Linked DNA regions of Homo sapiens: regions 1, 3, 4, 5, 6 and 7 are each linked to region 2. A link is a contact called in ENCODE Hi-C or POLR2A ChIA-PET data. All regions are on one chromosome and are shown on one strand. Each heading gives the region's core, a stretch centred on a gene start or an enhancer-like site at or near the end of the contact. The rest is flanking DNA. Distances are from core to core; before and after follow the strand shown.

The links. A loop is a pair of places that touch in the nucleus more often than their neighbours do. ChIA-PET counts read pairs that join two places held with the same protein, here RNA polymerase II (POLR2A). Pooled maps may share reads with other maps.
Region 1: a map of ascending aorta shows a loop between it and region 2 (2.8-fold over the local background). The contact joins two enhancer-like sites. A Hi-C loop is called at or near these places in 5 of 168 maps with a recorded cell type or tissue (IMR-90, aorta, ascending aorta and 2 more) and 10 of 50 pooled maps. POLR2A ChIA-PET finds 5 or more read pairs at or near these places in 1 of 52 experiments (MCF 10A).
Region 3: a loop to region 2 is called in a map of CD8-positive, alpha-beta T cell, with 11 times the contacts of the local background. The contact joins two enhancer-like sites. A Hi-C loop is called at or near these places in 4 of 168 maps with a recorded cell type or tissue (CD8-positive, alpha-beta T cell, PC-3, endothelial cell of umbilical vein and 1 more), 1 of 37 single-sample maps with no recorded cell type and 6 of 50 pooled maps.
Region 4: a map of naive thymus-derived CD4-positive, alpha-beta T cell shows a loop between it and region 2 (8-fold over the local background). The contact joins two enhancer-like sites. A Hi-C loop is called at or near these places in 1 of 168 maps with a recorded cell type or tissue (naive thymus-derived CD4-positive, alpha-beta T cell) and 8 of 50 pooled maps. POLR2A ChIA-PET finds 5 or more read pairs at or near these places in 2 of 52 experiments (activated CD4-positive, alpha-beta T cell and naive thymus-derived CD8-positive, alpha-beta T cell).
Region 5: a loop to region 2 is called in a map of heart right ventricle, with 3 times the contacts of the local background. The contact joins two enhancer-like sites. A Hi-C loop is called at or near these places in 39 of 168 maps with a recorded cell type or tissue (A673, CD4-positive, alpha-beta T cell, Calu3 and 24 more) and 37 of 50 pooled maps. POLR2A ChIA-PET finds 5 or more read pairs at or near these places in 1 of 52 experiments (MCF 10A).
Region 6: a map of endothelial cell of umbilical vein shows a loop between it and region 2 (15-fold over the local background). The contact joins two enhancer-like sites. A Hi-C loop is called at or near these places in 2 of 168 maps with a recorded cell type or tissue (PC-9 and endothelial cell of umbilical vein) and 7 of 50 pooled maps.
Region 7: a map of endothelial cell of umbilical vein shows a loop between it and region 2 (11-fold over the local background). The contact joins two enhancer-like sites. A Hi-C loop is called at or near these places in 6 of 168 maps with a recorded cell type or tissue (dorsolateral prefrontal cortex, endothelial cell of umbilical vein, heart left ventricle and 3 more) and 15 of 50 pooled maps. POLR2A ChIA-PET finds 5 or more read pairs at or near these places in 1 of 52 experiments (CD4-positive, alpha-beta T cell).

Annotation. Positions count from the first base shown.
Region 1 is chr3:177,904,557-177,908,243 of GRCh38, reverse strand. No RefSeq gene overlaps it. Among named protein-coding and RNA genes, the nearest start is that of LINC02015, 90 kb to the right of the region's middle. Within about 2 kb of position 1,988, at least 8 of the 41 ENCODE cell types and tissues checked have a DNase peak (open chromatin) inside an H3K27ac peak, as active enhancers do; they include ascending aorta, where a contact is called at or near this core.
Region 2 is chr3:177,359,253-177,363,264 of GRCh38, reverse strand. No RefSeq gene overlaps it. Among named protein-coding and RNA genes, the nearest start is that of LINC00501, 67 kb to the right of the region's middle. RefSeq lists enhancers at 1,600-1,799, 3,090-3,384, 2,895-3,736. Within about 2 kb of position 2,689, at least 38 of the 41 ENCODE cell types and tissues checked have a DNase peak (open chromatin) inside an H3K27ac peak, as active enhancers do; they include CD8-positive, alpha-beta T cell, ascending aorta, dorsolateral prefrontal cortex and 3 more, where a contact is called at or near this core.
Region 3 is chr3:177,942,589-177,946,789 of GRCh38, reverse strand. No RefSeq gene overlaps it. Among named protein-coding and RNA genes, the nearest start is that of LINC02015, 130 kb to the right of the region's middle. Within about 2 kb of position 2,414, at least 2 of the 41 ENCODE cell types and tissues checked have a DNase peak (open chromatin) inside an H3K27ac peak, as active enhancers do; they include CD8-positive, alpha-beta T cell, where a contact is called at or near this core.
Region 4 is chr3:177,999,617-178,003,357 of GRCh38, reverse strand. No RefSeq gene overlaps it. Among named protein-coding and RNA genes, the nearest start is that of LINC02015, 180 kb to the right of the region's middle. Within about 2 kb of position 1,562, at least 3 of the 41 ENCODE cell types and tissues checked have a DNase peak (open chromatin) inside an H3K27ac peak, as active enhancers do.
Region 5 is chr3:178,318,759-178,322,863 of GRCh38, reverse strand. All of the region lies in intron 2 of LOC105374235 (a long non-coding RNA gene), which reads left to right. Among named protein-coding and RNA genes, the nearest start is that of LINC01014, 98 kb to the left of the region's middle. RefSeq lists a silencer at 2,697-2,897. Within about 2 kb of position 2,348, at least 6 of the 41 ENCODE cell types and tissues checked have a DNase peak (open chromatin) inside an H3K27ac peak, as active enhancers do; they include dorsolateral prefrontal cortex and heart right ventricle, where a contact is called at or near this core.
Region 6 is chr3:178,169,170-178,173,356 of GRCh38, reverse strand. All of the region lies in intron 10 of LOC105374235 (a long non-coding RNA gene), which reads left to right. Among named protein-coding and RNA genes, the nearest start is that of LINC01014, 250 kb to the left of the region's middle. Within about 2 kb of position 2,581, at least 4 of the 41 ENCODE cell types and tissues checked have a DNase peak (open chromatin) inside an H3K27ac peak, as active enhancers do; they include endothelial cell of umbilical vein, where a contact is called at or near this core.
Region 7 is chr3:178,076,848-178,080,717 of GRCh38, reverse strand. No RefSeq gene overlaps it. Among named protein-coding and RNA genes, the nearest start is that of LINC02015, 260 kb to the right of the region's middle. Within about 2 kb of position 1,562, at least 5 of the 41 ENCODE cell types and tissues checked have a DNase peak (open chromatin) inside an H3K27ac peak, as active enhancers do; they include endothelial cell of umbilical vein, heart right ventricle and prostate gland, where a contact is called at or near this core.

The DNA.
Region 1 (3,687 bases), core at 739-3,238, 550 kb before region 2:
CCACTGGGGTATGAAAAGAAATTCCTGCAGCTAGCTCGGGATGGCTGCCCAGTTTTATGAAACTCAGGGCCCTGGTGGCATAGGCACCCGAGGGAATCTCCTGGTCTGTGGGTTGCATAGACCATGGGAAAAGCGTAGTATCTGGGCTGGAGTGCACCAGTCTTCATGTCAGAGTCCTTCATGGCTTCCCTTGGCTAGGGGAGGGAGTTCCCTGACCCCTTGCACTTCCCAGGTAAGGCAATGTCCCACCCTGCTTCAGCTTGCCCTCCATGGGTTTCACTCACTGTCTAGCCAGTCCCAATGAGATGAGCCAAGTACCTCAGTTGGAAATGCAGAAATTACTCATCTTCTGTGTGGATCTCACTGGGAGCTGCACACCAGAGCTGATCCTATTCAGCCATTTTGCCAGCCACTGAATTTTTATTATAATTTTGGATAATTGTGAAATTTTTTATTTGATAACTATGATTCTTTGGAAATGATGTCAAAACCAAGATATTTTCTCCTATTTCAACAGTCTCAATCCATTTCCATCTCTCTTCTTCACATAGCTCCTTGTTCTTCTCTCACATTTCTGCATTTCCTCTCACAAAGTTTAGAATTTCTGTAAGAGGTTAGCAAAGGTGACCTATGTCCAGTACGAGAAACAACCCTGTCATAATGAAGGAGAGATCCAGGCTACAGTGAGTGATCTATTCACTTGCTGCATGTCTTAGTCTATTCAGGCTGCTATAACAAAGTACTTTAGACTCAGTAATTTATAAACAACAGAGATTTATTTCTTAGAGGTCTGGAGGCTGGGAAGTCCAACATCAAAGCACCAGTAGATTTGGTGTCTGGTAATTGGCTTAATAGATGGTGACTTGTTGCTGCATCCTTACATGGCAAAAAAGAGCCAGAGAGCTCACTCAAGCCTCTTTTATAAGGTCACTATTCTCATTCATAAGGGTCAAGCCCTCACCTTATGACTTAATCACTTCCTAAAGGCCATACCTCTTAATACTATCACATTGGGTATTAGGCCTCAACATATAAATTCGTGGGGTACACCAATTTAGAACATAGTGCTGCACCTCAACGCAATTTAATGGACTATCATCTGGTCATACCTTCTCTCTGTGAAGATTTTTAGACCCTACTGGCTTACCTCCGTTAGTGATGCTCTCTGACAGTCTTCAGCTTGGCAATGTGCCTTAGTATAGGCACTGCATCCATGTTGCAACACAGTTCTCCATAGGGTTCTATATCATGAGTTATGGCAGGTATGTTAAGCAAGCTAGCATGAGCTTTTAAGACTCTGAAACACACACTGAAAATCCACACACATCATCCAGCATATGGAAAGCAAACCTAGGAGAAAATATGGAATTTGGAAAAAGGCATAAGAGAATGACATTAGCAAAATAAATAAAACAATAACGATTTGGGCAACAGCCAAAAACACAAGTAAAAAATGAGAGGTATTTTGACTCCCTAATATATTAAAATGTGTCATTCACATACTCACACTGCATGCATGATTTAGCTTTCTTTTTTCTCAGCCTCAGCAACAGCTAGGAATACTTTGTTGACAGTTTTTACCTCATAAATTTGGTTCCCTGATCTAATTTTTCATTACGAGAAAAAAGAAAGGAAAAAAACTTAAAGATCTTTCCTCAAATGAGATTCTCTTTCCCTCTGGGTTTTTATTGATTTGTAATTGCACTGATATTTCACATTTCTATTTAAAAACACCGTGTTCTAATGCTCAGTCTGGCAGAGGCTTCCTTTTGCATTTGACAGGACGCCCACCAAATCATTCTATTATGGAGACAGCTCAGGGTTCTGGGAAAATCAATAGGAGTTTAGCTCCTGGGAGGCAGAGAGATGGAGAAATGTGAGCAGTGGCTACTAGCAACCACTGGGCTAGGAATGTCTCTAAAGGCTAAAGTCAGGCCACAGGCCTGCAAAGTGTGGAATTTTAGCAGTTATGTAACTACATTTTTAGGTTAATGATTCAGTCTCTGTGTTTTGGCTCTGTTTCCTTGAGGGTAGCTGCTCCTGAGGGAGAAGCATTGTCGTTTCACTGAGAATTGCCACTTCACTGACCATCGTTTTTGTGTGAAAAAGAAAGGCCTTTTAGAAAAAGCAGATTTGTTTAAGTTTCTAAATAGCAAATCCTTGGCCCCTATAATTCACATTGCTTTGCCATCAATTTTAGACAGTGTTCAATTACACATTGAGGCAAAGACAGGTCTTCTCTTTAGCTATGTCCTGTTAAAAGCCTGCCTCCCTACTACTTGTGGTAGGTATCCATTCTAATGATTCTGCTAGCTGTTTTTCCCCCATCTGTGCCTGAAAAATCAAATCGTCTGCTCAAAAGTCAATGAAATGTCTTAAGCTGCTAGGGCAGCTAAATAAATCTGCTAACAACAATAACCTTACTGAGGAGGAATGTAAAAAAAAAAAAATTACTTTGTATTCCTCAGAAGGCATTCTGGTAAACAGTCACACCATACTAAAGCCCAGCTCTAAAATGCAACCTATCGCGGTGCTGGACAGATTATATTTTGTGAGCAGGGCTGATGGTTCACATGTAAACCTATGGCATTCATTCTGCTAACACCCCACCCACAACAGCTGAGAGTGAGCTTCTGCAATGAACTGCTTCAGAGTGGTTGGGGCTATTATCTAACGAGTTTGTATTCAGGCAAGGACCTGAGTCTTACTTGAAAAATGTTTAAGATTAAGGCTTTCAAGCAGCAAACCTTACCATCAAGGAGAAAGAATAACCTCCTATGGGAGATAGCCAAACTTAAAACAAAATTGACCAAGCAGAAAGTTATAAATAATATTATTTTAACAGGGTTTTGAGGTGCAGCCAAACATTTTGGAATGTTCTCAGTCCAAACAAAACCAGCATACTTCTCATTTTTTCCAACCTCATGACTGAGGCAGGAGGTAAATGGAAAGGAAAAAAGCCTACAGTTGCAAAATGTAAATTTAAAAGAAAAATCAATCTGGACAGTCATATAAACCAGGTGGCAGGCAAAAATTGGACTCATTTATGAAGAAATGCAAGGCATCCTGTAACAGGCAACAATTAAGGAACAGTAAAAAGACCAAAGAACTTGGAAACCAAAACAGGTTCAAATCTTAAGTCCACCACTCACAAAAATGTGGGTGTCTGGATAAACTTCTTAGCTTCTCTGAGACTCATGGTTCCTCACCTGGAAAATGGAGGGAATAGCACTGATCTCACAAAGTTCTTGCATTTAAAGAGATTAAAAATGGAAGCACCTAGCACAGCACTCCAGCACATACAAGAATGTTAAATCTCCACTGCCTCATCCTACTGTTTCCCCAGTCCCTCCACCCCACCTCCCACTCCAGCAAACCAGAAGAACTAAAGATTTGCCTTGGATTAAAATGTTTTAAGCAGTTTGGGTTTTGTTGGTTGTTGTTAAGGGTGATAGTGTCATACTAAAAAAATGTAACTGGGCTAGGAATCTAGAGAACTGAGTCTGTTTGATTCTGCAGCTTTCTAACTATTAATTTAAAGCAGTGACCTCACCTTTTTGGGCTTCAGGTTCTTCTGTTTAAAGTGAGGCCACTGTAATAATCTATAAGGAATACCAGTTTTAATATTCAAGAAATTGCCTGTTATATTATTCATGGGGAGAGATACGACAGGGGTCCTGTTGTTTT
Region 2 (4,012 bases), core at 1,440-3,939:
ATTAAATGAATTGTTATATTCATCAAAATAGCATCTAAAGATTTTAACCCATATAGATGTGAAGTATATGATCCACTTATCTAGAGAATATCTAGGACACCCAGTGATTCACAGCAACTCTGTACTACACTACAGCCTCCAGTCTCGGAACCACACTGGATGGGTTCCGTTGACCTTTGCAGAGTGGTCTTTCCCTGTGGGGAGGCTAGAAAAATACTGAAGCAGCTCATTTCAAGTGGATATCCTGCTAAGGTATACACAGATTCAAATGCTTTCTGCAGTCAAGCAAGTAGCTTAAATGAGGGAACCTGCCTATGGGTGAGAAAAGAGGGAGAGGCTGGAATTGTAGGCAACAGAAGGCTGTGTGCCGGGTTTCAAAGGGGCAGCTGCTATCCAGCCCCACCCAATTGTTGACAAGGCTTCTGTTGCCTGCAGCTTTTTACTTTTCAGGAAAAGCTGGATTTTCCTGTGAATCCTCTGGATTTTTAATCCAACTTTTCTAAAAACAACTGTTCAGGCTAACCTAAATACAAATGGGAGCTAAATCCACGTTCAATGTCTGCACCAGTGCAACTGGAAGTGTGGTCCCAGGTTCAACAACTGTTTCTTGCATTCCACAATGAGATGTGCATAGCAACTGAGAATAACACTTAGAAATAGCCATAACAGTTTGACAGGGTAATTTTGTCATGTAATTTTCTGAATCTAATAATAAAAAATTGGCTTGTATCTTATACATCTGTTTTATTTCCCTAATTTTTTAGAAACAAAAATATCAGTGGGCAGTAGATTAAAAATCTTGCCCATGACAGTTTAAGAAGCATTGCTGTGGTCTTCATCAAAGCAAGCGGACCACTGGAGGATGCTGTATTTGATAACTGAATCTCCGTGTCTAGAATCGTCACATGGACCGCCTGAAAGAGACAAGCCTATGAATCAAAATGCAACCAGTTCTTTCCAGCTGACAAATATTTGGCAGTAAAGAACCAGAGGAACGGGGGAAATAATGTCACTCCCGGAGGACCGCTCCTAGCCCATCAGATTACCAGGGTTCCTCCAGGGCCAGCTGTGGGAGGAATAGCCTGATGCCACGGTCACCTGGAGTTCCTTCTCCCTCCCACAGCACAGGAGGACCAGCCCCTTAGAGGCCCTCACTGAAGGGCAGAGGGCATGCTCTCAGGCGGTCATTTCTGTGTCTACCTGTTCCAACACACTGAGCTTGTCCAGGGCAGAGACTCCTGCTCCTCCATCCCCCCAACATGGCTCTTCTTCACTGAATTCTCTCCTCCTCTGCCAAATATAAGGTTCCTTGCTAGGCAAAGAACCTTGTCAGCCTCTAGTTAGGGGTGCTGAACTTTGGCAACTGGTAGCCTGCCTCCTACTTATCAGGTTCTATCCAAGCTGATCCTCCAGACTTTGTCCTCCCCTGCTTAGGCAGAAACTCTAGGGTAGGAAGTCCGTTGCCCGCTGCCGAAGCTCAGCACCCAAAGCAAGGTGGCCCACGTCCTTCCCTAGCACGGATCCCTATAGTAGGCAGTTGTGTCTGGGAGAGGCTAAGGCAAAGACGAGAGGGTCAGCTGGGCTAAAAACCGGAAGTGCTTAGAGACTGAAGAGTTTCTTCATCTTGAGAACCAAAAAGACAGACTGTCAGGTCTGCATGCTCCTCTCTGAGCTGAGGGAAACCCCCTAGGTAAATAGCTCCCAGTTGGAGGCGAGTGCCCCGACCCTTCCCCACTTCAGCAGCTTCAGCCTCCAGACTCAACACATGCTGGGCCATCTTGGAGGTCTGGTGTTCCAGGCCTCCCCAGCTGCCTGCACCTCCGAAAGGGGAAATGGGGGTGGGGTGGGAGGGCCAGGCCTGGGGAAGTGATTTTAGAAGTGCAAGTCTGGTGGGAGAGTTTTTCCGTCAGACCATCTGGAGGGAAGTAGTCATAATCTACTACAAGTTCTCCCGAAATGATCAAGTACACATAGGGAAATTGTTACATTGTTGAAAAACATGTCTGCTTCGCTTCCTCCTGGGGAGCTCTAAAGACTTTTATCAGAGATGGACTCCCTGCTTGAGGTACAGAGAGATTAAGATGAGGCCAAAGAACAGCTCTCTCCCCTTGTAATTCTCCAGGTAGCCAGTTTTCAGCTGGCTGCCATTTTTTGCAATTTAAGATGCTAAGAGAATTTAAATGAGATCAGCCCTGTGTGTGTAAAGAAGGAAACAGTCTGTATGGCCAAACAGAAAAGGTACCATGTTGTATGAGTTACTGCCTTTCACGTTAACTGGTGTGTGTGTGTGTGTGTGTGTGTGTGTGTAGAACAAAAGTACAGTTGTCTATACAATTAGTTATTTAAGCTATTTCAAGTACCATTACAGCAAGGGGGAAGGGAGGGAACATCTAAACTACATAAAATTATTTTTAAAAATTCGTTCTAGAAAAAAGGAAATGCCAGAGTAGTAAGATAAGGAGTCTTAATTAGCAACAAATTCATCTATTTCCTTCCTCCAAAACCGAGACAGTCTTCTAAGGCAATTTGCTTGGAGAGCAGTTTTGCGCCATAAATCTGGGACATGTTTTTCATGTGTGTTTGCCCTGTGTGAGGCTTAAGAAAAACACAGCAACCAAACCATCCAGTTCAGCCCTGGAGGGAAAGACCTAGAAGACCTAATCACCCGTGATGGCGATTACATAACAGAGAATCGCGCGCGCGCGCGCGCACACACACACACACACACACACACACACACACACACTCCAAGAGTCTCAAAAAAAAAAAAAAGAAAATCAGCCTTTGGCTTCCTGTCACAGAAGATATCTCCTTTTTTTTTTTTTCCTTTGTGAGGATCACTAAGAATGCTTCTTAAAGACCAAGTGGATGTCTTTGGTAGAAATAGAGGTCACTTAAGGATGATTTATAAGTGCACCCGAAGGCAAAATGAAGCATGTATCGATATCTAAAGTGCATCTGCATTTAGTGAAGCAAAAGCTCATAGTCTGTTTCTAATTTGTGCCTTGCAGATGCCCTCCCCACTAGGGAAAGGCCTGGCTCTGAGCAGCCGCCCCTCCCCGAGGCCGCCAAGCTCCCAGTTCAGGCCCTTTCTTGGGCAGCCGGAGTGCTCCTCTCTTAGATAATGCCAGGTACTCTGGAAAGTAGCCGTGTAATAATACACAAACCCCTGATGATGTCAGCGTGTTATTGACTTTCCAAGTCTGAATGACTGAGCAGAGGAGCGGGGGTGGGGCGCAATCCATCCGGCAGCGCGGAGACCGGCCAAGCGAAAATGGGCTCGCCAGCCTGGCGGGGGAGGGGCGGCTCGCAACAGCGGCGGCTGCTTCGAGCTCCGGCTCTGCCGCCGCGGCGTCGGGGTCGCTGCCGCCCAGCCCAGGCGGGGCTCGGGTTCCCGCTCCTCTGATGTTTACGTTTGGTCAAAAACTCCTCAGACAGAAATAACTAATGCCTCCCCCCGGAAGCTTTTACCACGTGGCAGAGTGGGGTCACAAAGGGGGGAGCAGTGGCACGAAGGGGATGGGGAGGAAGACCTCCCTGTTCCCTCCCCCACCCTGCAGGGGCCTTCCTCTTAGGCTGCAGAGCCGAGGGTCGCTCTCCGTGGTGGAGTTCCCTCTGCAGAAGACCCCTGGAAAATTGCACTTCAGCAGTGGTGACATTTTATAGGCCATGATTTGCTGCATTTATGGCTCTGGCAGTGCAGGTGCGGAGTCGTAGGCTCCCGTTCTCACCCTGCAAATTGCTCACAGTGCAATCTGTCATCTTCAAGGCTAGGTGTGAACCGGGCAGGGTTGCCCTTAAAACGGAATTGCAGTTAAAGGCCGGGATCTGGAAGGAAGCGCTCTACCCCGGGGCGTGGCCTTTCCCACCGGCTCTGGACCTTTCCTTCAAGCCCCGCCATGCGCGCCCACCGACTTGGCTGTCGCAGCCTGGGGGCACTGGGCGCCCTGGGCTCTGCCTGCCTGCAGAGCTCTCATTCTTTCCGTTCCAGGCCTGTGGAATCCTCCAGTGA
Region 3 (4,201 bases), core at 1,165-3,664, 580 kb before region 2:
CTTCTGAATGAGTATGTTTGGTAACATGATTAAATCTCTCCAGTATGCAATAAAAACATATTTTTGAGTAGAGTACTAGAATGTCCTGCAGCCAAAAATTTCATATGCACAATACAACCCCCAGCCAAATTCAGGGGTGATATCTTATGAATGGCTCTGCTAAAAAAGAAATGTACAACTATTGTACTATATTACACTACTCCAAAAGTCAGAATAATAATAATAATGAAAATAATCAGAAATATCAGATACAAAGAGATTAAGGGATTCCAGAATTTCCAGATTAGAGAAGCTGAGGACTCTGTAAAACAACTTGACTGTTCACTTATTTTTAAATACGCTTCTTGGACTCCAGCCATAAGGATTCTGATTTAATAGGTCTGGGTGCAAGCTCATTACTGGCATTTTTTTGATAGGCACCTTTGAAGATCCTGGTGAAGGATGTCCCATACCACACTGAGAAGTGTGATCTGGGAAAACCGAGGTATCAGGCAGGTTGCCGAGATAAAGACTCTGACGTGTAGAGAAATGCTGAAACCTAGTTACCAGAGTCAGGTCACGATATCTCCAGCCTGGGAGTGATGCCCCAGAAGTTGTGTAAAGACTATCATGTCCAAGATTAGGTTGGTCTTAAGGAGTAGGGTGGGGCTGAAGCTACAGGCAGGATTGCAAGAGGTTCGGGCTAAGAACAGTCCAAGAGGCTGAGACAGGCAGCGTCTGCCTCTCAGTGCTTTTTCGTATTTCATCTCCTGGATACTCTACAGCCGAGGGAAGTATGGTTCTCCCCTCTCAAATGAGCCCAGATTTGGGGTGTGGGACGAGCCATTCTCTTTCTTCTCAAACTTGTTGGAGTAGGCCCTAGTTTTTATAAAGAGGTGTCAATTGTAACTAATGAAGAATGAGGAGGGCAGAAGAGCCTGGGCTGGGACTATGGGGACACATTGATGGGTAACTCTCCGGACTTATCAGTGAAGTGTACTTCTAATCTGCCAGTGTCACATCTGTGAGCAAAATGACTTCCTGGAGTTCACTTAAAGGAAAGAGTAGAGCTGTAATAGAAATAAGTGATTTCTAGTTTAGCTGAGCATCACTATCACTTGGGAGAACATTAAAATCTCTCTTCCTCAAAATCAAAATCAAATATTATATAAAATTCCTCTCCCAAAGATCCTCATTCAGTAGGTCTTGGGCAGAGTTTAAGAATCTGGGTATTTTTAAATAGTTATTTAGTTAATTCTTATAGTCAGTCAGAATTGGGAACCACTATACTAAAGTATGTTGGAAAGTTAACATATGCCTAAATACTGTCTTTGGTTTATGACGACCTTATACCTTGAAAATTCTGATAATTAATTCTATGCTTATTAACTACTACAGTCAAATGTGTAATTTTCCAGGAGTATCTGAAATGTTGCTTCATGTTTTCATGCCTCCAATCATAATTCAAGTTAAGACGTTTTAGCTAGAGTCCACCAACAATTATTAAATTAGTGTTTTGGGGTTGTGTTGCTACTTCTGCTTTACCTAATGCTCCATGGAAGGCAACTAGAGTGTGACTAAAATTTTAGCATCAAACAATGGTTTTCAAAAAGGGAAAGGTCAAGGCCTACTTAAGCATACAAAGTCAAAGGGAAGAACCTCTGGTATTCTCAAGGTCCAGATAAAGCATAATCTTTAGCAAAATGCCAAAACTGCAAAATGTAGATTTAATATAATATATTCTCTTTTGGATAATGAAGCATTCATTAGGAGGGGGAATTTAGCATAGAGTGACATCATGTAATTATGACAGGCTGTGACATAGTGGCAAGACTGACACCGAGTAATGACCATCAGGGTTACTTAGAATTTTTCCTCAATTAAGGGGAGATGGTAAAGCAGATGGAGACAGAGAGGCATCCAGAAAACTTGGTATTGTTGTTCTGTCTAAAAAGAGTAAAAAAATGCTAGCTGAGAAAGCTACGTTCTTGAGCTAATTATGAGAGCTGAAGACATAAAAAATAACATTTCACTTTCAAAAGGCAAGATAGATGTTAAAAAGCTTACCAGCAGGGATTCAAGGGAAAATGGCATAAAACCACTGGTTTTTGGCTGCTTTCGGCACAGACTGTAAAGTCCTGTGATTCTTGAGGAAATGATGTAGCAAGCAGTGAGAAGAAAAAGTGTCATAGAGGTCTGTTCTAAAGGGCACAGAATCTACCCTAAGACTGCCTCATCTTTTGTCTGGAAACTACAGTTACTCTTCAACCCCTCAAAACCATCTATATCTATATGGTTACTATAGGGCTTCCCTAAGAGTATAATGTGACTCCATCTGCTTGTTACAGTCATTGGCCTTCGGATGGGCATCTGGCTCAGGCTAAGCAAATCACACTTCTCTGAGAATTTGGAATGGATCCAAAAGTTCCTGCTTGCTTTGACAGCTTTCTTAAAAGGAAGTGATGAATTTGGGGGAAACGAATTCAAAAACCACTTCCTGTCATAACTATAAAAGAGAGAAGTCAAGTCTGCAACTTGAGAAAAGAAAGAAATAGAGTGAAAGAGAAGCAGAGACAAGAGAAAGAATGTTGGTGGCATTGTGTGTCTCTGTACCAATTATTCCTTGGGCCTGGATGCAATGTGCTCTACTCCACGTTAGTCTAAATTGGGCATTCATTATTTCAATCAAAAGAGTTCTAAATACTGTGGAGACAGAATGCCATAGGACTGCCCAAACAAGACCAAGGCCAAATATCCAGAAAAGAAAAAGGAATCGGAAGTAACTAAAGAATTGCACTCTGGGTGTGATGGCTCACGCCTGTAATCCCAGCACTTTGGGAAGCAGAGGTGGGCAGATCACAAAGTCAAGAGATCGAGATCACCCTGGCCAACATGGTGAAACCCCGTCTCTACTAAAAATACAAAAATTAGCTGGGCGTGGTGGTGTGCCTCTGTAGTCCCAGTTACTCAGGAGGCTGAGGCAGGAGAATTGCTTGAACCCGGGAGATGGAGGTTGCAGTAGGCTGAGATTGTGCCACTGCACTCCAGCCCGGGCGACAGAGCGAGATTCCATCTAAGAAAAAAAAAAAAAGAAAAAAAAGAATTGCACTCCAAAATAAAGCCTACTGGGGAGGGCTGAAAACAAACTATGAGTAAAGCTGTCACCAGACACCAGAAAGCAAAAAGGAATAATCGGGCTCAAGCCTTGATCCAAGAAGTAGGGGTATGGGTGTCAAGTCCTAAGAAGTTTGGTTACAAGTGGATAGGCCAGACTGAAAATGTTTAAAATAGCTTTGGTTGACTGAGGTTGGCAAGGTTCAGCATCCACATCTGAAAAGTCAGCCTCTAATTTCTAACTGAAATAGAGAAAGAAATGTTATGTTCACTTTTTAGAAGATCTTGATTTCAGTAAAGAAGAGACCCCCCCTACGTGGTATAACTGCTATCTTTGCTGTTGTTACTATCTTCTAGTGGATCTATCTCTGTTAGATATTATGAGGTTTTTCCATATAAAAAGGAAGTACATTTAGTTGTATCATTCATATGAATTTTTCAATGATCTCTGTTTTCAAGTATGAGTTAGGTCTAATCATTGAACATGGTGATGCTCACCTAAATTACAAGAATAAAGAAAGCATAGGAGTTATTAACAGTCTTCTAGCAATGGGACTTGAAAATTCAGCCTATTAATTGATGACATATGTTTCGATGACATACGTCATAGATTGTCTAATTTTACTCTTGTCACATAAATTTATCTAGTGCTAAGCATATGAAAATGGTTCTGTGAAGTATGGCCAATTTTAACATAGACATGTATTTAATCTTAACTTTCTACAGATTATTATTATTTTAATCATTGTGCTGATGTTTTAAAAATACCTAAAGAGACCAGCTGTGTTGACAAATGAATTAAATTAATACACTATTTAAACTTAGACAAATAGATCTTAGTCTGTTGATGGACATGAACATTGCTTAGGTTTTAAGAGCAGTAAGTCCAGCGTAATAAAGAGTTATTCAACCAGGCCATTCCATCACGTCTAATTCTGTGTACTTGACCTTTAAGTAACTGAGAAAATATCCTAAGACAATGACATGCTGTGTAAAGTTTTATACTATAAGAGGGTACCGAATTTGGAAAATGAAGAGAAGTGATAAGAATTCTGGTTTTTCATTCTTAGTGAGTTCAAGCAACTCAGACTCTCTGAACTTTCATTTT
Region 4 (3,741 bases), core at 313-2,812, 640 kb before region 2:
ATGGCTTAAAAAACAAGCATTTATTGTTCACAGGTTGGGAGGCAGAGATGTCCAAGACCAAGGTGCTGGCAGATCCAGTCTACAGTGAGAATACTTTCCCTGGTTTGTATATGGCCTTCATTTCATTGTATCCTCATTTGGTGGAGAGTAGAGAAAGAGCAAGGTGTCATGTCTCTTCATGTAAGGGCACTAACCCTTCTCATGAGGACTCCACCCTCATTACCTAATCGCCTCCCAAAGGACTTACCTCTGATACCATCATGTTGAGGGTTAGGATTTCAACATATGAAATTTTGGGAGATACCAACACTCAATTCATGATATAAGACAATCAAATAAATGCAATTCCAAAGAAGGGCAAGCCTCAAAAAAAAAAAAAAAAAAAAAACAGATACACAAACTTATTCACCTACATCAGAGTATACAACATAAAATGGATAAAAACAACTTAGCAAAAGCTTAATAAATTCTTCAATACTAAGTGTGGTCAAGCATGTAAGTTTAGAAGAGCTGGTAGAACCAGATGTAGGGAAGCCAACACTCACATTTTCTATTCCACAGACTTCTATCAGATGCTTACAAGAAAGACTGGAGGATGAGCAGGTTACAGGGAAGAGTGCCACTCAGTGTGGCACAGGCATAAAGGAGATGATTGGCAGTTACTAATGACCAGGCCAGAGCTGTGCCTACTTCCCTGAACTGTTCTTTCCTACAAAACAAAAGCCTTAATATTCTAGAGAAGGGCAATGAACGCTCTCACTCTCAGCAAATGGGTAAAGATGCATTGCTTCTGGTATAGGAGTAGAATAAAACCAACATTTTATTGGGAAAGGAGTAGAAAAGCTTCTCATCCTTAGGACACAGCCTCCATTCTTGCTGAGATGGAAGTAAAAGCAAAAGTCCTTCTACTTGAGTGCCATACACTGAATGTTTGTATCTCCTCAAAATTCATATGTTGAAACTTAATCCTCAGTGTGCTGGTGCCTTTGGGAGGTAATTAGATCATGAGAGTAAAGCACTCAGAAATGGAATTAGTGTCCTCATAATGAGACCCCAGAGAGATCACTCAACCCTCCTGCAATGTGGGGATGCAGAAAGGAGATGACCTTCTAGGAACCAGGAAGAGGACCCTCACCAGACACAGAGTCTGATTTCACCTTGATCTTGTACTTTCCAGCCTCTAGAACTGTAAGAAATAAATTTGTTGTTTATAAGTCACCCAGTCAATAGCATTCTGTTATAGCTCCCCAAATGGACTAAGACATTGGGGGAAAGGCAAGAAATTGTCTTGAACCTAGCATCCTACACTCATAACACAAAGAGATCTGTCATAACTGGAGGAAGAACAGGAAACTCCTACCTAAGACCACAAAAAAATATAAAGCAGTGTTTGGCTGGGGTGAAAAAGAAGAACAGGATGTAGAGAAAGCCCCACCCCTGAGGCCCAGGCACACAAATCTTGCCTAAGACTGACCAGGAAAATAAAACAAAACAAAAATGCCATCATTCCATTACAAACCTAGCAAAACTAACATGCAACAACAGTGTACTGCTGGTCACGAGCTAGGAGAGAAACTCCCTGTGTGGCACAGCTATGCAGGGTGGTTCTACCAAAACCAGAGAGTACAACTCCAGCACTGAGAAAGATCCTCCAGGTCCCCAGGCACCACACTAAGCACAAGCTAATGGAAGACAAATGCTGTAAGATTTAAAGCCAGTGCTACATTAGAACAGCATTATCAAGGAAAATAATCCAAGCCCAGATCAACAACTAACTATATTAAATCCACTCACCATGCTAAGAACTTCACCAAAGAAGATGCAAGTCCTTTTCCAGACATAAATACTATTAATCTCAGACCCAGTAATTCCTTTTCACACAATGGAATCACTCAATTGAAACTACAAGGCACACAAATGAAACCCAAAAAGAGCTATCAATTGTTAATGGTAAAAGCAATCCACAAAACCAAAGAAATGACCTAGATTTTAAAGCAATCAGATGAATAAAATAGCCATTATTAATATGTTAAGGTATCTAGTAGGAAAGACGGATTATATATAGGAACAAATAGTAATTACAACAGATAGAAACTACCTTTAAAAAATCAAGGCTGGGCACGGTGGCTCACGCCTGTAATCGCAGCACTTTGGGAGGCCGAGGCAGGTGGATCACGAGGTCAGGAGATCGAGATCATCCTGGCTAACATGGTGAAACCCCGTCTTTACTAAAAATACAAAAAATCAGCCAGGCGTGGTGGCGGGCTCCTGTAGTCCCAGCTACTCGGTAGGCTGAGGCAGGAGAATGGCATGAACCCGGGAGGCGGAGCTTGCATTGAGCCGAGATTACGCCACTGCATTCCAGCTTGGGCAACAGAGCAAGACTCCGTCTCAAAAAAAAAAAAAAAAAAATCAAGTATGGGCCAGGTAGTGGTGGTTCATGCCTGTAATTCCAGCATTTTGGAAGGCCAAAGTGGGAGGATCACTTGAAACCAGGAGTTTGAGACCAGCCTGGATAAGATAGTGAGACCCCGTCTCTACAAAAAATAAAATAATTAGCTAGTCATAGTGGCATGCACCTGTAGTCTGTGCTACTCAGGAGACTAAGATGGGAAGATTGCTTGAGCTCAGGAGTTTGAGGCTGCAGTGAGCTATGATTGCGCCACTGCACCCCAGCCTGTGCAGCAGAATGCATTAGTACATTCTTGCACTGCTATAAAGAACTACCTGAGACTGGGTAATTTACAAAGAAAAGAGGCTTAAATGGCTTACAATTCTGCAGGCTATACAGACTTCTGCTTCTGGGGAGGCCTCAGGAAATTTATAATCATGGCAGAAGGGGAAGGAGGTGCTTTTTTTTTTTTAAGGAGTTTCGCTCTTTTGCCCAGGCTAGAGTGCAGTGGCACAATCTTGGCTCACAGCAACTTCCACCTCCCGGGTTCAAGTGATTCTCCTGCCTCAGCCTCCCAAGTAGCTGGGATTACAGGTGCCTGCTACCACACATGGCTAATTTGTGTATTTTTAGTAGAGACAGAGTTTTGCCACGTTGGCCAGGCTGGTCTCAAACTCCTGACCTCAGGCAATCCACCTGTCTCAGCTTCCCAAAGTGCTGGGATTACAGGCATGAGCCACAGAACCCCTCCAGGAGACGCATCTTACACGTCAGAGGCAGGAGTAAGAGAGTGAAGGGGGAGTTGCTTTACACTTTTAAACAACCAGATCTCGTGAGAACTCACTCACTATCATGAGAACAGCAAGGGGGAAATCAGCCCACATGATCCAATCACCTTCCTGCAGGCCCTCCTCCAAAACTGGGGATTACAATTTGACAAGGATTTGGGTGGGGCACAAATCCAAACTACATCACAGAGTGAGACCTAGTATTTTTTTTAAGTCAAATACACATGCTAGTAGAAAGAGAAAATGCTATCAAAGATGAAGATTTCCTTTACTGAGCTTATCAGCAGACCATATACTACTGAAAAACCAATCAAGTTAGTTAGAACATAGGTAAATAAAAATTGCCCAAAATGAAACAGAAAAGAAAGAAAACAAAGAGAAGAAAAACAAGAACAGAGCACCCAAAAGCTGTGGGATAGTATCAATTGGCCTAAGGTATGTGTGATTGGGGTCCCAATAGAAGAGAGACAGAATGAGGTAGAAGACATATTTAAAGAGGTAAAGATTGAGAACTCTTCAAATTAAACGAACAAAGCAAATCATAGATCTAAGAAGCTCAGA
Region 5 (4,105 bases), core at 1,099-3,598, 960 kb before region 2:
GCTCTTCTGAGTGTCCCTCAACATTCACACATAGTTATTTCACATTTCTAAGGTTTTTTATTCTGTAATATTCTCCTGTTTCTTCAGAAAATAGTTTACTGGGTGATGTGTGGGATGTGAAACACAGGTTACTGAGAAGCTTTATAACTTCATTTTTGGTTTAGAGCAGTGGAATGGTCAACCGTAATATTTTCTCTACTTTGAAAGGTTTTTTCTTATATTTAAAAAAGTAATTGTAATTTTTACCACTTTTTGAAATGTTTTCTGATAGTGTTAAGCCTTAAAAATAAATTTCTAGAAGTACCTTGAGCAAACACTTCATTTAAAAACAATGGAACAGCAACACCTGACCCCTGAGTCTCTTCTGAGCTTCTGTGAAACTTGTTGGGCACTACTTATTAGGAACAAACGATTACATTCACTTCTGCATTTCTGTAAAACTTATTGAGCACTCACTAGGTGGGCTTTGCTCCACCTTAACTTTGTTTCCCTTGTTTCTTACTCTCTTCCCTATCCTCCTTCCTCTAGATCATAATTGTCTAACTTATACTTATGTCCTTAAAGCAATAATTGCAGATAGACAAACTCCTAGCTCAAAGATACAACATTTCACAAAGCTTTCTTTCTTCAAACTGCAGACACCCTAGTGACTCTGTCTAGAAATGGTTGTCATTTGCACTGCTGTGTTTTCAGTCACTTCAGAGAAACTAAAATATTCGAAATGGAGAGAGAAAAATGCAATAAAAAATTGAGGCTCAATGGCTTTTGTATTTACACCTCATCCTCAACCCTGAGCGTCAGACTCTCATATCCAGCTGCCAATAAACTTTTCCACCTGGATGTTCAAATATTCGATTGTTGTGTATCTTGCTATGTGAAAGGCCCAGTATTTATGACAAGCATTCTAAACTCCAGTCACTCACACACTATTTGTTTGTAGAACCTCCCTAGCACTTTCTTCACTGTCTGCCCCCTGCTCCACTATCCTTTTCTGCCTGGGTAGCACATACACATTTCTGCAAAGCCTCCCCTGACTTCAGCCCTCTAAAGCTCCAAGTATAAATTTGATGTCCTATTCAGTGTTTTACCACATTGTATGGCAGGCAAGCATTGGTTAACTAGGCCAGTGCCCCTACTGCACTGTGAACCTGGAGGGCCAGACTGTGTGTTTTATTTCCAAACCCCTAAATCCAAGCATAGATAAGACCCAAAGCTAGATACTTATTATTCCTAACCTCGATATTTTTTCTGAGTCCATATAAATGACACATCCAGATAGGCAATTGCATTACTGTGTAAATGATCCCTTCATCATTGATAAGACAGAGACCCAGTTCAAATGTACTTTCTAATTGCTTGATTTGGGCAAACCACTCATTTTCTCTGTGTTTCTGTTGATTCTTCTAAATGAAAATAATAGCACTTACTTTGGCTTAAAGGTGGATATATTTATCTAAACAATAGATTACATGCAAATGCAAGATGTTTTCATTATCATCTGCTAATGTTTTTTCTTTTTTTTTCTTTTTCTTCTAAGAAAAAAGAATGGGAGAGGGAGTTGTGTCGTGAAAGACACACACAGGTTCTTTTAGAGCTGGAAGAGAAATTGAAGTTAAATCTGCCAATCTCTAAAGTTTACAGATGGGAAAAGTGAGATCCAGCACAACACAGGCTTGCTGGAGTCATGTGGACCATGGGTAGCAAAGCCAGAAGTGCTTTCTGGCCAGTTCCCAGCCAACTGTGATAGCTGGTTGCTTCTCCTAGCAAGATTAGCAATGAATCCTAGGCAAATAAATGTTTAAAAAGTACCATTGATTCTATACCTGCCAACCAATTTCCAGGGCTGGCAATCTGGCCTCTAGGGGAAGGGACAGTCCTGTGGGGGAATATTACAACTGGGAAGCTTCCTGACATGGAGGCACCATTAACATTCAGATTGTTTTCACAGAGGGTAGGCTGTGTTTGGTCTGCCAAGGGGAGAAGGAGGAAGCAACAAAATTCTGATTTCTCCTATTTCCTACTATTCTTTGTGTCATGTTTACAGTGCAGGGGGTGGATAGGACAGACTGGCATCTCTCCTGATGCCACCTCCCTCCATGGAGCCCCCCGCCAAGGCTCACTAGCAGTCCTGTGAGATGAAGATTTTATGCTGGTATCCTGGCCGGCTTCCATCTGGCCAAAGGTATTTTATCTAAATATTTCCAAGGCGCCTATCTCTGCAGTATTGAAGTGCTCAATTAGATATGGCCTAAGTCTCTGAAGCATATCAGTGTGCACTGCTGAACAGCTGCTGCATTCCAACAGAGGGTGAAGTCATCTCTATATATAGAGCATGGCAAGCTGTTTGGAACTGAGGCAGATTTAAGCAGGCAAATGCACACCTGAGTTATAAGTCAGTCACCTGCCCAGAGTGACAGAAGGGTCTGGAAAAATCTCTACTTCCTTAAGTGGTGACTAGCAAGAAGACCACAGGGTTACTTTTTCAGCTATATTTTTTTTTCTGTAGTTTACAGACTCTCTTTTTTTTTTCTATCAACTCCACAATAGAGAAAATCATGATCTACAAAACTGGCTTTATTTTCTGCCATGATTTTCTCTTAACAATCTGTGATTTGTTTATTGATAAGAAGTTTGACATATATTAGCTGGTATCCAGGGGAGTATTGTCATCCTTTAAATAGCACTGTAGGAATTAAGGCATTGTGTACTTCTTCATTTAATATCTATCTTCCCTATTGGATTGTAAGCTGCTAGCTCTTGGCACAACAGAGTGAAATAAATATATAAGTTATGACCATTTATAATCTTCTTGGAGTGTGATTCTCTGGTTCCAACTAAAAGACTATAATTATTGCTCCTTCCAAAGTAATCTGGAAATCTACTAAATCCTTGGGCTAGTTCTGAGAGATATATTGCTATTAATATGGTGACTGATACGTGTCATTGGAAGGGTCCTGGAAGGTCATCTAGATCTCTACCTCATTTGAATAAACATAAGTTGCTTTGGTTTGGGGACAGGGAGACAGGGACAGGACAAATAGCTAATTGTGCAAAAATGCTTGGAAATGACTCAACCACTTAATACCTGTGTTAATCTGGGAAAATCGCAGAAGCACAATGGGCTTAAGTTCTGTCATCTAAAAATAAAATAAAATAAATAAATGGAAAAGAAAAACCTCATCCGAATTCCAATTCCCACCCAGGGCTACAGGGAGGATCTCCTTCAGAAATGTGTCTGAAAATGCTATGCAAATTATATCGCACTCAGACATGAGAAGCATATTCTTATTTTTATTACTGTGTCTTATCTGTCAGAAAAGGTCAGATGGTCACATGAGCATTCCAATTCTGGTCAGCTAGAGGCAACAGCTCCATTTCAGCCATTTCTTCTTGAGCAACTGTAATGGAGCAGCTGTAATGGTGTATCAAGCAAACAGGCAGGTGAGAGAGAGATTCCTGGGAAAGTTCAGTTTCTGGCTTCTGGTATTGCAAATCACCTGAGCAGAGAATCACTGAGACTTCCTCTCATCCCTCTTCACTCTGTCCCTTAGCAGGTAGCGACTGTATCTCATTTCATGATGTCAGAAGCCACCAAAGGTCAAAAAGCACCTAAATGAGGAACACCAGACTAGAACATTCCATTTATGACCAATGCCTTGCTTATCCCACAGCTCTGTTATCAGTTATTGAAGCTACAGCATCTCTGTGGGGATGGGGAGATAAATTACTTCCTGGGGTTATACTCTGTCTTGGCTGTCAGGACTCAGATTCCTATATGATGAATTTATAAACTGAACTTTGACTTCTGTGAAGCAGGCAAGATGCAAATCCTTGCTAGTGCTGATCTGTGGGACATGCCTAGTTTTTCATTGATTGGTTATTAAATCGAGCCAGGATGATGTAAGCACATGCTACAAGAAATGTGAATCAAGGAGCCCAAAGCAAAGAAGACCTCTTGGGATGAACAACTTCCTTAAATCGGTTATAAAATTCTGCCATGGGTCATGAAACTCTATTCTGTGTAGAGAATAACCCAAATAGGTGAATGCATTGCTAGGGCTAATACTTCTTTTTTAAGTTCCCTGAAGGCATAGATGACAGCATG
Region 6 (4,187 bases), core at 1,332-3,831, 810 kb before region 2:
TGTAACAATTCCTTATTAGCTAGATGACAGTGAAAAAAGTTAATCATTCTGTGTTTCAGTTTCCTCATCTGTAAAATGAAGATGTAATTAACAATACCTTCTTCATCACAGTGTTATGACTATTAAATAGTATAATTAAGGAAAGCTTTTGGAAGAGCACTTTGGACACAAACAACATTGAAAAAGATTAGACATTACAATTTTCATGATTACTATTATTAGAATTCTTTTTTTTTTAAAGACAGAGTCTCCCTCTGTCACCCAGTCTGGAGTGCGGTGGCATGATATCGGCTCACTGCTACCTCCGCCTCCCAGGTTCAAGCAATTCTCCTGCCTCAGCCTCCTCAGTAGCTGGGACTACAGGCACCCACCACCAGCCCCGGCTAATTTTTGTATTTTTAGTAGAGATGGGCTTTCACCATATTGGCCAGGCTGGTCTCAAACTCCTGACCTTGTGATCCGCCCACCTCAGCCTCCCAGTGCTGGGACTACAGGCGTGAGCCACCACACCCGGCCTAGAATTCTTAAAAGCACTGATGAATAATAGCATCTTACCACTATGCACTTTTTCAGTGAATGAATATTATAATGATTATGAGTGCCCATAAGGCATATTTGAACATAGAAAGATCATTGTTCTGGTTATTTACTGCTGAAAAACAAACTACTCCAAAATTTATCAGCTTAAAACAATTCTCTTATATTGCTCATGATTTTGTTGGATTGAGTATTCAGGAAGACCTCAGCTGGGTGGTATATCTGATCCATGGACCATCCACTGGAACAGCTAGGGCTGGAAGCTCAGCATCCAATTCATGGAAGGGGCTACACAAGGATGTGAATTCCAGGAGGCATGGTTTGTTGAAGCGGGAACATTTGTGGAAACTAGCTCTCACAGTCATTATTTGCGTGGAAGTTGAGGATGACTAGTGAGTTAATTCCTTATACCCCTTTCAGCTCTTGGATTCCATATATCTAATTGGTACTTGCTTAATGAGGAGGAGAATGCTTTTGTTAATACCACTGCCTCTACCACCAGGCATTTTCAATGCTATTTCTGTTGGCACATTTTTATTTCATTCCCAGGAGAGGAAAGCAGCATGCTCTGCCCACTGCAGACACATTTGCCATTTACAAGCCTGTAAGTGTTATTTCACCACTTATTTCTCTCTGTGTATTAGAGTGTGAGTTCTTTCCCTATTTAAAATCAAATACTGTCCTGGATTGCTCCTCCAATATGTCAAATTTTAAAGATGAAAGTCAACTAAGATTTTTGCTATTTGAGTATGTGGCAATAGACATCAGAAACAGATTATGTAGGGAGATGAATGTAATTTTTTTCTTTTTTTTTTTTTTTTTACAAAAAGCTTGAAGGGCTATACTGAAGTGCTCATTATCTAAACATATTGTTAGAGATCAAGTGGTTTCTGTCACAGGGCTTAAACTTCTTTAAATTGCAACCTAATCTGCATAGAAAAAGAAGGTGACTTTTTGTATGACATTGGACTTCAGACCTTGGTCTTTCTGTTTAAGTATACACAAAATTTAAGATTAATCACTTTTTTGCATGGCTTTTCAAATGTGAGAACTCAACTCCCAACTTTCAGACTAAGGAATTTTCAAATTTTGCTCCAGGTATAATAAGTTCTTCTAGCATCCTCCAGGTTCTCAGTTGACTGTTCCAGGTTCTTGATTGTAATATGACAGTGTTTCTCCTTTCGCTTAATGCTTGAGTTGTGTGCTTATGCAGTTTCATATATTTCAGGCATCATCTATTTGTGTTCTTGACCATTGATAATTATCTTATTAATTCTGGTTAGATGTCTTATTTTGGCTAGGGCTGGTGGACAGCCTGTCATATGGCCTCACGGAATATATTCACCACAGCTTCATAACCGTGAATATTCATCATAGCACACATATTTGTGACATTTGAAACTTTTAAGTAAGACACAGATGTTTGAGCAGATTTCTTGATTTATACTCAGCTCACAATTATTGAGTTTAAACATAGTAAATGGTTAACCTCATAGAGTGTCCCCTCCCTGCCCCTGGGAATTCTGAGTAATTCTAGCCAATGCATTTTTTTGAAATTTAATTCAATTCCCATGATAAGTTTAATATCTTGCCTGTGCTGCCACTGAAGATAAAAACTCTTGTCATGCATATATGCATCATATATACCATTTTGGCCTATTTATATTATTTTAGATTTAATTTTTACTACCTTACTGTGATTATGAAGGACAATTAAAGCACCAAATGCGCCCTGTTGGCCCACTTACTTGGTATAATGAAACAAGTATTTATATTTCCCTCCGAAGTGTTTGGATCTACTTTAGAACCACCAGAAATCTTGCTAATTCATGTAGTAGAAAGAGAGGTTGAATGAGTCATGTCAAGTGATCCATGAGATTAATATAGACAAATATGTCATATCCTCATGCATGCAGCTGTGAATGACATATCTACTTTGCCATCTGTAAACTTAATGGACAAAATGTCCCAGTGACTTCTTTAGAGTTCAGAGTAATTCAGTTATCAGCAGGCACATTTCCTGTTGCCTAATACCCAAATCTAATTCCATGGGGAAGCTTTAGTCTGGCTCTTGGAGTAGGTAGAAAAATCTGCTAACCACATTATGCTCTTTCATAACCACATTGAATTGTACTGTTAGCTAACACTGAGTAAATGCAAATGTCGTATACTTTGAGACAATATATGCTTTATATGAATCGATGTTCATTCTTGCTACATTTATATTTTAACTCAGTAGTGAAATTTAACAATGCACAGTAATATAAAAACTATCATTTATTTCTGTGCTTAATAAGATCTGAAATAAACCTTTCTGTAAAGTAACTATATAGCATCTTTAATTTACATTTTATTTATGTTATGTAACATTTGCTATTTTTATAATGAATGTCATATTATTTGCTCCACATTGAAAAATATGTAGCATTTCTTCCAGGAATATCTATTACCTTTCTTACTATCTGTCAAATCAAAATCTTAATTTTTCTGTTGCTTCTTATGTAATTATTTCAATTTACAGAATAAAATTTCTAATTTTTAATACACTTAATTTATATAAGAATTTCAGCTTTACAGAAAAATTGAGAAGATAATACAACAAATAATTTACCTAAACACACACACACAGATACACACTGTACATACACTTTTCTCCTATTATTAATATCTTACATTAGTGTGGGTCATTTGTTATAATTAGTGAACCAATACTGGTATATTATTGTGAATTAAAGTTCATATTTCACATTAAGTCTCCTCTTTGTGTTGTACAATTCTCTGGGTTTTGACTAATGTATAATCTAATTTATCAATAATTGCAGTTATCACCCTGGACTTGTAAGAGCTATTGATCTTGTTATTATCTCTGCAGTTTTAATTTTTCCAGATATTTATATGGTAGTAATCATACAGTGTATAGACTTTCAACAGTTCCTTCTCTTATTTAGCAATAAATATTTAAGGTTTTTCTATTTTTTTTGAGCTTTATACCTCAAAGCTTTTTATTGTTGGATAATATTACATCATATGATGTACCATAATTTGTTTATATTCATTCACATATTAAAATCAACTTGGTTTCTACGAAGTTTTGGCAATTATGAGTAAAGCTGTCATAAACATTCATGTACATATGTTTTCTATTAATTTTGGTATATACCAAGAATATGACTGCAGCCTCATATGATAAGCACATTTAGCTTTGTAAGAAGCTGCCAAACCATCTTCCAAAGTGCCTATGGGATTTTGCGATCCTATCAACAATGAAGAAAAGTTCATGTAGTTCCACATCCTTACTAGTATTACTAGTTAATGTAGCTCCATATTTTTACTAGTACTTGGTGTGCTCAGTGTTTTGGATTTTAGCCATTCTAATAGGTGAGCAGTAGTAACTTGTTTTAATTTACAATTCCCTAATGACATATAGTGTGGAACATCTTTTCATATGTTTATTTGACATGAGCATATATTTGGTGAGGTGTCTATTCAGATGTGTTACCCATTTTTTAATCACCTCATTTCTTTTCTTGCTGTGTTCTTTTTCAATTGTTAATTCTTATGGATACATAGTGGGTGAATGCATTTATGGGGTACATGAGATATTTTGACACAGGCATACAATGTGTAATAATCACCTCAGTGTAAATGAG
Region 7 (3,870 bases), core at 313-2,812, 720 kb before region 2:
TAGTAGGAAAATGAGTGTGGCATCCTGGAAGCCAAGTGAATGTTTTGGGCATAGGACCATGTCCTGCTGTATAGTGACAGAGATGGTTATTCGGTAGCATGAAAGAAGGTTCATAACCAAGAGTAATAATAAGTATTTGGGTGTTAGTTACTCTCACTTACTTTGTATTTTAATAAATGAAGGACATGAGAAAGGTCCAAGTGAACTCTCCCAAAGGACCTCCAAAATGGAGAAAGCAACACTGAAAACGCCCTGACAAGCAGTGACATAAAATGCCATTTTCCCTAAGGAACAGAGACATGAGCAAAAGATAGTGAAGGTTTTTTTTAGACTTCTTCCAACAGTAAATCAACATCACTAAACAGCTTATTGAAAAGGGCAAAATAAAATATGCTGATTAGACTTGCTATATCTTCTTGGCATTTGGGAGAGGAAAGGTTAAGGTTGAAGAAGTGGTAACTGAGAGCTAATATTCTTAGGTTTCCAGTAGGTCACACAGCAATTTAAGCCACATGAAAAGGAGAAGGTGGGAGGGCAAAGGCATATTTCAGGTTGTGGTGGATTGTGTTTTTCTATGTGCTCACTAGCTCAGAGACTTTACAGAAATAATGACACCCTGACTAGACAGGAAACGAAATTGCTGCCCCTGTTTAGTATTTATTGAGTGCCCAGAATGAGAGGCATTTAGGACACTTACATATTGGGTGGCTAGAAAGTTGTGGGACTGATTCCACATTTCATTACTTTGTGTGCAAACCTGGTATGATCTCTTTTCCACAGGTTTAGTTTATAAGGCATCTAGAAATACAGATCTCATACACAGTGTTTTTAAATCTATAACAAGTCTTTCTCTCTCACACATAGTATTGAACCTTTTCATGATTAATTTTGACTTTTTGTTGACATATAATTTAGTTTTTTTTTTTTTTTTTTTAATGTGTTAGCAGATTTGAAGTTAATCCCACAAAGGAGACCAACTGCGAGCCAGATATTTTTCTGGGGGCTATTTTTTAAATCTGTCTATTCAGATTTTTAGGAAGGATTTTCTCTCTAAGAGGGTGGACATATCTATTTTATGTGAACAGACCACTGATTTACAGACTCAATAGAAATATCACTTCATGGGAAATGAAATCACAAAAATAAAAGATAATCTCCACTGCCAGGTTGAAAGAACAAACCAAACTAAACTCTGACGCTGTAATAGGATCAGATGTTTAGTAAAGTTGATCTCTTCCTTTCCCTGATCTATCCTCTGAATAATTCAGGATACATTGCAGGAATATGGCTGCACTGGATTAATCCGCATTCTATGAAGTTACAGAAAAAATGTGATTATTCTCACTAACAGAAGGGAACAAAAGCATAGGCAATCCAAAATGGTGGCAAACTCCCTGAATCATGTCCATTTGGCTTTGAGATGTGTTTTCTATTTAAGCTTAATATGGATGCATCTGATTTTTCTGGGAATTTACTTCAAAGAGAATAATGAAATGACACAGTGAAACTTGGCTCCCTTTGAGCTGGGAAAGGCTCCAGTTTTCCATCCTAATCCTGTTCATTCAGGAAACAGACATGACCTTGCTGAAAGTTCTGTCTGAACAGAAAAACTGTACACTAATTCTTTGGATTTCAAAGGGCTTCCTCACAGAGATCTAAGTTCCCTTAAGGCCAGAGCAATAAGTAAGCAGAATGCTAGACAGTGCTTCAGCTGGGAAGGTCGAGCATGCAGACAGAAATGAACCTGGCTGCTAGGTGAGGCTGAGGAAGCATTGCAAGGGAGTAAATAAGCTCTCCTCGAGCACCCACCCAGCTTTGTCATGCAAAGCAGTGTAGTATATGTGATAAGCCCTCCAGTTTATCTATAGATTGTTTCTCTTAATAACTTTGAAATCTTTAAATACTTAATTTGGCTAGCCTCTTACTCTGAAAAATAATACACCATGATTTTGTTGTGAAAAATGAGCTAATACTCAGTGCTCAGCTCCATATAAGGTGCAAAATCAATGATCAAAATCATGAGCTATAATTAGAGTCTATGGACTGAACTTAAAATTGCCTCTCACATGGAAATGTATTGTTTTTCCAATATATTTAGTTAGAATTGTGCTTAGTAAAATGCACTGTCACTTAAAAACATAACTAAATTCATGTATTCAGCAAGGAAATGTTAAACAACTACCGTGTACTAGGTATGTTTATTCACTCAAAGATTTATTTTTGCCATATATTTTCACAATCAAGTGGTCCTAAATAGAAAAACTACCATAATATGAAAACCCAAATAATTTATGACACTACAGGTTGTCTTGAATAATAGTTATATGTAATGCAAGAAATATGATTGAATCATAGATGAGGGTGGAAAAAGAAACTATAAAATCCAATTTTGAGACAAATGGGGACATTTGAATATGACTTAGATAAGAGAAGCTATCAGGTAAATATTGTTGTTTTATTTGTGATAGAGGTATTATGGTTATGTCAGAGAATATCATCATTCTTAGGAGATTCATGCCAAAATATTTAAGAGTAGTAAGATATCTGCGAATTACTTTCAACTGGGTCATAAAAAATAAAAAGAATATGGAAAAATGTTAAGTTTATAACCTAAGTTAGTAGTATAAAACTGAGCATTCTACTATTCTTTTATCTATTTCTATATACAAAGATTTTCTTAGTAAAATTGGGAAAAAGGAAAGACAAAAACATGGCCCACATACACATACACTTTTTAAAATTCTAAATGAAAAGGCTGGGAGTGAAGGCTCATGCCCATAATCCCAGCACTTTGGGAAGCTGAGGCTAGTGCATAGCTTGAGCTCAGGAGTTTGAGACCAGCCTGGCCAATGTGGTGAAACTCTGTCTTTATGCAAAACGCAAAAAGTAGACAGGCAGAGGAGAAAACTGAGGGCCAACAGGTTAAGTAATCTACCCAAATAACCAGATAATGCTGGAGTCTGATCGCTTTCCACCAGAGAACATGGCAGTACTCATCTATCTAAACTGCTCCTTTTACTCTGGTCAAAGATTCAGAAATGGTGCCTTCAATCACAAGGGAGACAAATCAGAGAATGAAAATGATCAATGTGAAACCATTCACACTAATGGAGAAACAAGCATCCTCGTGTGATGAGAAAGTCATAGCATCATCCTCTCCTAATATAAAGGTCAGAAGAATTTTCTTCATGATAGAGGAACCAAGATAGCAGGTCTTAAGTTCTGAAAAAGTAAATGAATTTCAGAGAAACATGCCTTCAAACATTCTAACATTGTCAAAATAAAGATTAATGAAATATATTCATTTTATGTTATGTAGCAAAATATCCAGCTATGTTTGTAACTGATGTCACAGGTAAAGAAATAAGCTTGTGTGGTTGATATCTAAATAGCTATTATTACAATTAGTAATATAATATATTTTCTACAAGATACTCAGTGAATTTCAAAACAGCAATGGGTGCTTAGTACCATTAATGTTTATTAACTTTTTAATATATTTATGTTTATGAACTTTTTAATAAGTATAATTATAGAAATGCATCAATTGTCTATAATTCAACTAAAAGGAACCTTCAATAAACCATATTGGAATAGTGGACACATTCATTTTTTAGTGTAGGAAAGGTAAATTATAATACTGGTATTTTGTAAAAGCAAGCATAGTACTATCAGGTTAGCATTCACTTTATGTAATCTCCCACAATGTTAAGTACAGAGAGCAATATTTTTTAGCTACTCAGACAGTTTTACAACATTGAATATCCCTTTTCATTCTATCTCACTCAACAGCAACAGTTGTAGTTTGGCCTGTTTCCTCATCTTGCTTTCACTTCCGTGGTCTGCAGGGTAGTTTAAAAAGAGAAACTT